Regions from separate parts of the Homo sapiens genome. Here region 2 is linked to region 1. The links are chromatin loops, found by intact Hi-C in ENCODE. Cell type or tissue: heart left ventricle. All regions are shown on one strand.

Region 1 (5,000 bases):
CAACTTACCCTCGTGTGTTTAGATGTGTATGGAATTCCTGTATACATTAGTGAAAGCTATTTACTATAATAGGGGAAACCCAGATTCCTTGCATCTGGGCCCTGTACTGATCATTAAAGCAGTTCCTGTCACCTGCTCTCCCCACTGCATGCATCTGTCCACTTGGCTAACTTTTAATATGTATATTTTTACATTATGTAAATTCTTAACCAGCCTGTCTCATTTAGAATGTATACATCACATCTGACATTATTGTAACTACTGTGTGATCAGTAAGATTCCTATAAGACATACTGCTTTTTAAAAAAAAATAAATAACATGCTGAGGGGTGACCTATAGCCCACATTAGTGAGTGGTCACTTTATTTGCAGGATCTTTAAAACAAGTACATTTTTAATGAACTAAGTTGAATAAAGGTACAATTAAAAGCTGTAAAAAAAATACTTTCTACATATTCAACACTGAATTTTTTAAGTATTTTTAATCTAAGGCTGGTTGAATTCACAGATACACAACCCATGCATATGAAAGGCCAACTGTATTTTACCCAATTATTTGTACTAATAGGACAGTTTTGAAACTGACAATTCCAATTTGGTGCCCACCTATATGAAAACCTTTAACTCATTTGCCATAAATCCTCTGTGGAAAGAGAATTAAACCTAAGAGTCAAAAGTCCTGGGTTCACATCCTTGCAATAGCAGTGGTCAAAATACATTTCCAGTCGTACCCAAAACAGGAATAATGGTAATGCCAGCCTCGCAAAATAGCTGAGAGGAGTAAATGAGACCATTTATGTGAAAGATAACTTATGTGATGGGCTGTCAAATAAGGTTTGCTTGTAAGAAAATTCCTAGGGAGTCTACCAATAATATTCCTAGGGAGTCGACCAATTATTTCACTGGACTGAAATTCCGTATTATATGTGGCTCATGGTTTATCAGTTAAAGCTTAGAATTCTCGCTCCTCCCTGGTGAAAACTCACCACTCTCTCCTTCCTGCCTCCCTAGCACTGTTGATTCCTCTCCACTACGGGGATTTGGCAGAGTCAGTGGCCTTCTCCCCTCCCCAGATCTGAGCTGCTCCATCCGTCCCCATAACCCTCTGCAGGCAGCATAATAGGTAATACCACACAGACACTTGCTGAGTGTTGATTTAAATTAGATTCATCTTTAAAAAGATCTGAGTTATAATGACATTTGACTTGTGTAAATTGAGCTATTAATCCCAAAAGTTAAATTTCACTCCAGTGGATTAAAAACTTCCTCCAGACTGGTCGGTGGCTAGTGCCTTTTGGCCCAGCTACTAAGGAGGCTGAGGCAGGAGGATCGCTTGAGGCCAGGAGGTCAATGCTGTAGTGTGCCATTATGGAGCCTGTAAATAGCCCCTACCTTCCAGCCTGGGCAACACAGCAAGACCCCATATCTAATAAACAAACAAAAACACAAAACTTCCTTTAAATCACATCTACCTTAAATTGGTTTTAAATACAGCCCCTTTGTAACCTCAGGTTCCACATCCACCTATTCAACATGGATCGAAAATATTCAGGGAAAAAGAAACAGTAAAAAATCATAACACAACAATAAATAATAATACAAATAAAAAGCAACGCAGTTTAACAACTGTTTACACAGCATATACATTGTATTAGGTATTATAAGTAATCCAGAGATGATTTAAAGCACACAAGACGTGCATAGGTAATATGTAAATACAATGCTATTTTATGTATGAGACTGGAGCCTCTGGGATTTTGGTATGGGGGTTGGGGGGTCCTGGAACCACGAATACCGAGAGCCAACAACAGTATTTGCTTTCACATTGGGCAACCTCTAAAACACCCGGGGTGGGGGGTGAAAACTGAATTTCTAAGGGAAGAGAGGAGAGGAAAAGGAAGGGAGAGAGATGCTTGGAAAAATGCAGGGAAACATACCTGGGCCCAGAAAGAGATTACATAACTTGGCGTTTTGAGACAATTGGTGATCTCTGGGATGATTAGGAACTGGGAAGGGCTTCGCTTGCGCCACATAGCAATGCCTCAAAAACCCACAAGATGGCAGTATTACTCCAGGAGCGTCTCCGTCCCTCCCACCCAGTAGCTAATGGCTTTCTTTGTTCACAGGAAACCCTCTCTCCCAAATATCATCAGCGCCACTGTATGTTTTCCATTACTTCATGCTCCTGGCCTTACCTTCAGCCAGTTTCCTATCACTAGCCCGAATATAAAAATAAACTACTGTTATTTGTTACATCTTAAAAATAGCACTTTGGTCTCTGCTCTCAATTGCCAAAGCAGCTGAATCAAATGTTTTGTTTTAATGAGAAGCATAAAATAAATAAAAACCCAGGTGAGGGTGATCTCTTCCTTTTTGTGAGTTAACACCCAAAGAGAAGACTTCCCAGGTAAACTAGGTGTCGCCAGGCTGGAGACAGTTAGAGACAGAAGTGCCACTTGAGACAAGATAAGTTCTGGGAGAGAGGGGCTGCCAGCCCTCTTAAAACGGGGCCGGAAAGGAGGCTGAGAACCGGCTCTGGAGACAGTGGAGAACAAAATCTCAAATACCGTATCTTTTAAGTTCTTATTATGAAAAAATCCAACTATACAAAAGTAGACAGAACGGTATGACAAACCCAAACACCATCTTAAGAACTGTGAAACTGTAAACCAGGAAAGAGGCTGCAAGGAAAAAATCTAAGTTCCCAGTTTGTTGAGGAGCCCTAAGATGTCACTTGCCAGAACCCTGGGTCTGCCCACTCCAGCCCTTTGTAGTATAGTTCTTTAACACAGTCTTTCAATGTAATGTCTTTTAATGAAAAGTCCTTTAAAGAAAAGAGTGGGAGAGGCTAGCCCCTGAGCTCTGGTCTTCAAAGGGCAATCTGGAAAAGGGAGCAGGTGTGGCTGCATCAACTCCCAGCCAGACTCAGAAAAAGAGGTCACCCAAGAGGAGAAACAAATAATCCAGACTGTCGGGGAGAGAGGCACACACACCCGTGCCAGTGCCCCAAAAGCAGAGCTCTCAACTTCCTCAGCCACTGTCCCTGACCACAGCCTCAAAAAAGTTCAGTCCCGAAGACTGAGTAACCAATTTCAGCACCAAAAGGATTTGAGTGCTTGCTTAGTCTCCTGTTGGGCAGAGGCTGTTTACCTGGATGGGCTACTAGAGATGTCTGAACCCCCAGAAAATTATATACTGATTGAATGTCCCTTATCCAAAGTGCCTGGAACCAGAAATGCTTGGATTTCAGATATCAGACTTTGGAATATTTGCATTATACAGCATCCCTATTCCAAAAATCAGAAGTCTAAAATGCTCCAAGGAATATTCCCTTTGATTTTTATATAGGTGCTCAAAAAGTTTCAGGTTTTGGAGAATTTCTGATTTTTTATTTTTGGATTAGAGATACTCAACCTCTACATGGACGTTTTCCTACAGCTTTTATATTGCCAAACAACTATGGGGCCACTCCTTGTCCCCTCACCTCTGCCAGAAAAAAAAAAAAAAGTCTAAAAACCCACTGTAATGATACAGATAATGCTTATCCAGTCTTTCTTCTCTTACGATTTTTCTTTTTTTTTTTTCTTTTTGATAAATGGTCTCACTGTTTGGCCCAGGCTGGAGCACAGTGGCACGATCTCTGCTCACTGCAACCTCTGCCTCCTAGGCTCAAGCAATCCTCCCACCTCAGCCTCCTGCGTAGCTGGGACTACAGGTGTGTATCACCACACCTGGCTAATTTTTGTAATTTTGGTAGAGACAGGGTTTTACCATGTTGCCCAGGCTGGTTTTGAACTCCTGAGCTCAAGCGATACACCCACTTCAGCATCCCAAAGTGCCAGGATTACAGGCATGAGCCACTGTGCCCAGACTATTCTTCTAAATCTGATGATCTGTGAGTCCTTTCAGTTTAAAAAACTGCCACAGAAAATTAAAAGAAGTAGGTAAAAATTTTCCTGCTAAATTTATGATTTTAAAATGTCACGATCTTCCTTCTAGTGATTTGATGAAATCCAGCATAAATGAACTGTATTCTATATTTGAGATTTTTGGGTTTTTTTTTTTTTTTTGAGACAGAGTCTCGCTCTGTCACCCAGGCTGGAGGGCATTGGTGCAACCTTGACTCACTGCAACCATCGCCTCCCAGGTGAAAGTGATTCTCCTGCCTCAGCCTCCTGACTAGCTGGGACTGCAGGTGCGAGTTACCATGCCCAGCTGATTTTTGTATTTTTTTTAGTAGAGACGGGGTTTCGCCATGTTGGCCAGGTTGGTCTCGAACTCCTGACCTCAGGTGATCCACCCACCTTCCCCTCCCAAAGTGCTGGGATTACAGGCACGAGCCACCGCACCAGGCCTATATTTGAGATTTATATCTATATGACATGACTATAGAAGTTTTAGTAAAAATAAACTGTTCTTAGGTATTTTATGCTGGAAATATTTTCATGTGTTAATTTCACAGCTCTGAGAAGAAACCAACAAGGAACAACAATTACTTTACGCATTTTTAATAACAATGGTACCCAATTCATTAACAAATGAATTTAGGCAATGTGCTTTGCTCTACAATCCATCAGATACATTTTCACTGCAGATAGTTCAGAAATCATTTTGGAAATAGACACAAACATGTACATATTCATTTGCTGAAAATGCCACTTACAGCTTTAATATCAAATATAGTTATCATAGTTCACAGAAAAAGTATAAAGTGCAAAAGCTCCACTTCAAAAGGCCTTAAGTCACTCCCAAAGCAATGAGGATTAAATTTTACCACAGCCAGTGGGCATGCCACCCTTATGTAGGACACCTACATAAGGTATAAAACAAGGTATATATCTGAAAACACTATATTGCTCTGATTACATATTGTGGTTATAAAATAGTTTTAAATCTGGTTTAACATACAGAGAAAGATACAATTCAAACAATTAGTCCTATAAAGTAGGGGTTATTTATTTTTTTAAGTTTGCAGGGGAATTATGTCTATAAAATCCATT
Region 2 (5,000 bases), 1.9 Mb after region 1:
CAGTTTTACAGCACAGAGCTACAGACATGGTACTTGTAGGAAGTACATGAAAAGTGGCAGCACTTAACAGCATGTCCTCTCTCTGACACTGGACAAGACTATGTTGGCAGAAGCAAAAGTGACCAGATACCCGAGATGCACTTGAAAACTCAGTTCTTCTGACCCAGAATGTACCCGCTGGAGATGAGCTCAGAGGAACTGCTTGATCATTTAACAATTACCCTACAGAGACAACATCAAAAGAATCTACTATCAAACATCACAACCTGATTGTGTAGACACTGATCATTGGCTTGTCCAACTCTTTATCATCCTCCTCCTTAACTCTGTTATGGACAATGGGATATAAATGAAATCTGCTGTGAGGTTCCTAAGAAAGTTTTTGGATTTGAGGGCCTACTTCCCCTTCTCATCTTCCTCCCTTGAGTCTTGCAACCGTGAGGAAAGGCTGAGAACATCACAGTATCATTGCCCTGACATCACCCAGACACTGGGCCATTGCCAACGCCCAGGTGTCTCCACACTACCTTTCATGTGAGAAAATAAATCCCACAGTTTTAAACCACCATCAACAAGTTCTATTGCTATAGAATGAATTCTTGATTGATATAATGTATAATAGAAAGGGTGTGGATTTTGAAACCAGACATATTCAAATCCTGACTAGTTGGAAAGGAAGTTACTTCCCTAACTCTCAGCTTCCTCATCTGGAAAATGGGAACAATATAATAGCCTTTTAGCATTTCTGAGAAGCTAAAAAAAGTAATTATAAAAATGCCTAGCCTATTGTCTATCATATAATCTTACCCGTCTTCTCTTAAGAATCCTGAATTTGTTATTTACATAATTTCACCACTTCTCCCTCTCCTCTTGGATGCATTAACAATTTAAGAAACTATCAAAGATTCTTAAAAATACATTAGTGATTAAGATATATTTTAGCTCATAAATTTTTCCATCTTTTAGAAACTCATAAATTTATTTTCCTATTATGATATATAGTAAAACAAGAGCTCCTGGCAGATGTACTTTTCACCCATAATGAATATTTATTGAAGCAACAATAGTTATTAAAGCTGTACAAGCAGCTAATAAATATTTATGGAATACCTTCTCTGAGTTAGACCCCATGATAAATATGCCAAGTGCTAAAAAAGGTCATGAAAAAGACGCTATTTCTCTCTAGGGATGCTTGATTTCCAGTAGAGGGGTAAAAAAGCTTTTTTTTTTTTTTTTTTTTTAAGTATCTGTAACCAGGAAGTGGAATTAGAATAATTAAAGGCAAAAATCCCATTATAAGTTTTAAATGAGTTAGGTATCCATGTAAAACAGCATTTTTCATTCAGACAATTTATCATATATGTATTCAAGTAACTTAACTCCAAATCCAGTTACAGAAATTCAGAGTAAGGGTTTGCTTTGCTTTCATTTACAGGAGGAAACTTTGCATTTCTCATTTTGCCAGCATCAGAGCGTAATGGTTCAGAGTGTAGCCTCCGGTACCAGATTGCCTGAGTTCAAATCCCACCTCCAATTCTTAAAAGCTCAAGCGTCCTTAGCTGAGTCATTTAGCCTCTGTGCACCACAGATTCCCCAACTGGGATAATTATGGCACATGCTCCATGGGGTCTTTATAAGAATTAAATGACTTTAGAACCGTGGCCAACCCCCTTCAGCACTATATACAGTCAGCTGTTATTATTTAGCTATTTTTAAGGATGAACTGCAGTTTATACTTATTTCTAAACAGCATCAGATACTTGAGGATTTGTTTTTCTTCTGTGCTCCATAAAAGTATGGCCAGTAGCTTTCCAAAAGTTTGAAGCCTTAGTATTTTCCTTTCCTGGTTGGTCCAGTGATCTTCTTGCCATAGGTCCCTAGAGTCTGACAAGTTAAGCAGGAGCAGCTGGCAGAGTGATGAGGCTGGAGGTGGTACTTGAGAAAAGCTGAAACTCCTAGGGTGTGGATGCCTTTGTGTGTCCCACGGGAGCTGGCTCTGCACAGGGGCACATGTGGCCTTCCTCTTGTCCCTGCCCCGAGGAAGGTGAGCTCCAGGGTCACCTGCTCTCCATCTGTTCTCAAACCCCTGGCGCCTCCAGGTCTCTTCACCTCTCCTCTCCAGGGTGCCTTTGCCACACCTGCCTCAAGATGACCGCGGCCCTAAAACCATTGTTAAGCAGAAGCTCCATCCCCCGGCCCCTGCACTCCAGCCCATCACCATGGCCAGGGAAAGACTGCACACAACCCCAGGGCCTAGTCTGTCCTCTCAAACTAGGAAGGGCTGACTTACAAACGTGAATATAGGAAATTATATGTGACACCAGCCTGGATCACATGGTGAAACCTCGTCTCTACTAAAAATACAAAAATTAGCTGGGTGTGGTGGTGTGTGCCTGTAATCCCAGCTACTTAGGAGGCTGAGCAGGAGAATCACTTGAGCCCGGGAGGCGGAGATTGCAGTGAGCCGATATCCCGCCATTGCACTCCAGCCTGGGCGACGTGAGTGAGACTCCATCTCAAATAAAGAAACAAAACAAGAAAAAAAAACTATATATAGCTTTTGGTCATTCTGCCATGAGATGAGAGAAAATAGTAAAAGCCAATTTAAAAAGATAGTCTGTCCTAATTTCAAGTCAAAGATGTAAAACGGCAATATTACTGGATTCACAAACAGAATCAGATCTTCTGATTAAGATCCAGAAGACAACCTTTTGAGTCATGTATCTCTGCGTGGTATCTCCTGACCAGCAGACACTGTTGGGGAAATTCTTTTTTCAAAGTGGAAACTTGGAAAACCATTATTTAATTTATGCAATTTAATTATAAAATTTAAAGAAAAAAAAAAGGCTGCCTATGTTGTGTGTTACTGCCCCCCGGTGTCCACTGCTGTTATTGACACGTGTATTTTATTTGAAAAGAACAGCACCCTGGTGGTGCTTTCTTGACTTCTCTTTCACTTTTAGTAAAAATTGCTTGCGTTGCTCACTGTTCAGTGAATTCTCACTGTCTTCCTGGGTCGAAAATGTGGTATTCAGAATAGTGAGCCTAAAAATTAAGGCAACAGCGAAACACCTGGAACACAACAAACTTGAGAGTAAGGATTGGGTAATCCGAGGGGTTGCTTTGAGTATTCAGCCCTGTGTTGAATATTTCAAAATGGATACTAATTGGAAAAAAGAAAGTCCCCCTAATTCCCAGTGAAAACTACTCAGGCAAATTTCTAAAACAAAGGCTTAATTGTCCTCCTCTGGCTACATTGCTCTTGGCTATTTCTTAGCATTTTCTGCTCTGGGGGTTGACAGAGGCAATTAACCACCAGTCCATCAGTTGGTCACTAGTTAACATGTCTGGTGAGAGATCTGATGGGGTAGAGAATGTATTCTATTCACCAAAAGCACGTACTTCAAGTAAAAAATAACAGGTAGATCTCAATGGTATTTAGGTATTTCCTTAGATTCCTGTAAATCCTGTGTCAATTTTTGTCACCAGTTGCTGCCCAAAGGTCCAGGTTAGGTTTAGAAGTATCTTCCTCACTTTTCAGCACATGTCACATCAGCTAAGCTGAGTCACCAAGTACACTCAACAAACCAATATCTTTCTTTACTCCTGTAAGGCCTCAAGGCTCTATAATGAATATAAGAGAAATCTGTGGCCGGGTGCAGTGGCTCACACCTGTAATCCCAGTACTTTGGGAGGCTGAGGCAGGTGGATCACGATGTCAGGAGTTCGAGACCAACCTGGCCAACACAGTGAAACCCCCTCTCTACTAAAAATACAAAAAAATTGGCCCGGCGTGGTGGCGGGTGCCTGTAATCCCAGCTGCTTAGGAGGCTGAGGCAGGAGAATCACTTGAACCTGGGAGGTGGAGCTTGCAGTGAACCGAGATGGCGCCACTGCACTCCTGCCCAGGAGACAGCGCAAGACTCCGTCTCAAAATAAAAAAAAACTGTGTCTGTGTTTATGAATGAGTGCAAATTTGTTATCATTAGATGTGTAAACACTCTATTTGTTCTAAATTAAATTGAAGCTTTTCTGAACCCCAGTCCTGTGGGGCTGGTGAGGCTTTCAATCAGGCTTACTATTGGGGTTTCCAATGACCCAACCCTCACCCTAATTTCAGAACTGACTGAGGGTCTGAGGGGTCTTATAAAGAACAGAACGTTCAGGAAATTCCTTCTGGCCTTTGACCCACATCTGTGGTCATGGACATGCTGTGAAAATAGATAAGGAAACTGAGTCCTAAAGTCATTAGATAATTTGCTTTGAATTTCACAGCAAATCCTTAGTGGGATCATTATGGAAAGGTGGGTCTTCTGAGCTTTCATGGATTATCACAGTTTAAAAATCCATATAATTTTATTAATCTCCTTGGAGCTGTAATTCACAATTTACAGTATTGTTTGGTGATACTCCTCACTTCACCCTTCCTTCTTTTCCCCCAAATAATAATAATGCCTGTCATTTATTCAACTGTGCTAAGTGCTTTCCATTCATAAACCCTATGAGAAATATTATACCCACTTTTCAGATGAGATTCAGAGAGGTTAAGTAGCAACCTGGCCAAGAAGAAAGAAGCAGCAAATAAGAGGCTGAATTAGACCTGAACTTGAGTTTGTCTGGCTCTAAAGCCTATGTACTTAACTACCATACTATATTGCTTTTTCTAATAAAATTAGGAGAAAGAAGGAAGGAATATGTGACATACTTTTTAAAGACCAAATCGAATCAAAATATTGTTTTACTTACTATGGGAGAATTTTAGACACGACGATGTTATGGAACCACTGGTTAGAGTTCCCACATTAGCTTGTTTTTTTCAACGACTTGCTGATATAGTACATAAAATTCATCTCCCAAAACTCCAGGATAAAATTATCGTAGATGCATGATGGTAACTTAGATTATTGCAAGCCTTTTTGCAATTAAAGTGTAATAATAATTTAGCCTTCTCTGAGTTCATGTCCTTTGCTGGGACATGGATGAAGCTGGAAACCATCACT

The links. A loop is a pair of places that touch in the nucleus more often than their neighbours do. Peaks named below come from ENCODE experiments on the same cell type or tissue, not always from the same donor. Only the 100,000 strongest peaks of a DNase experiment are listed, where the experiment ranks them.
Region 2: a loop joins it to region 1, with 17 times the contacts of the local background. A loop is called at or near these places in 6 of 110 quality-filtered maps.

Annotation. Positions count from the first base shown.
Region 1 is chr9:19,454,666-19,459,665 of GRCh38, reverse strand. No RefSeq gene overlaps it. Among named protein-coding and RNA genes, the nearest start is that of MAP1LC3BP1, 6.2 kb to the left of the region's middle. RefSeq lists enhancers at 1,787-1,926, 1,941-2,235, 1,830-2,425. In heart left ventricle, no CTCF peak of the experiment used is centred here; no DNase peak of the experiment used is centred here; H3K4me3 peaks cover 824 bases; H3K27ac peaks cover 1,248 bases.
Region 2 is chr9:17,529,722-17,534,721 of GRCh38, reverse strand. No RefSeq gene overlaps it. Among named protein-coding and RNA genes, the nearest start is that of SH3GL2, 47 kb to the left of the region's middle. In heart left ventricle, a CTCF peak has its summit at 2,877 (motif pointing left); no DNase peak of the experiment used is centred here.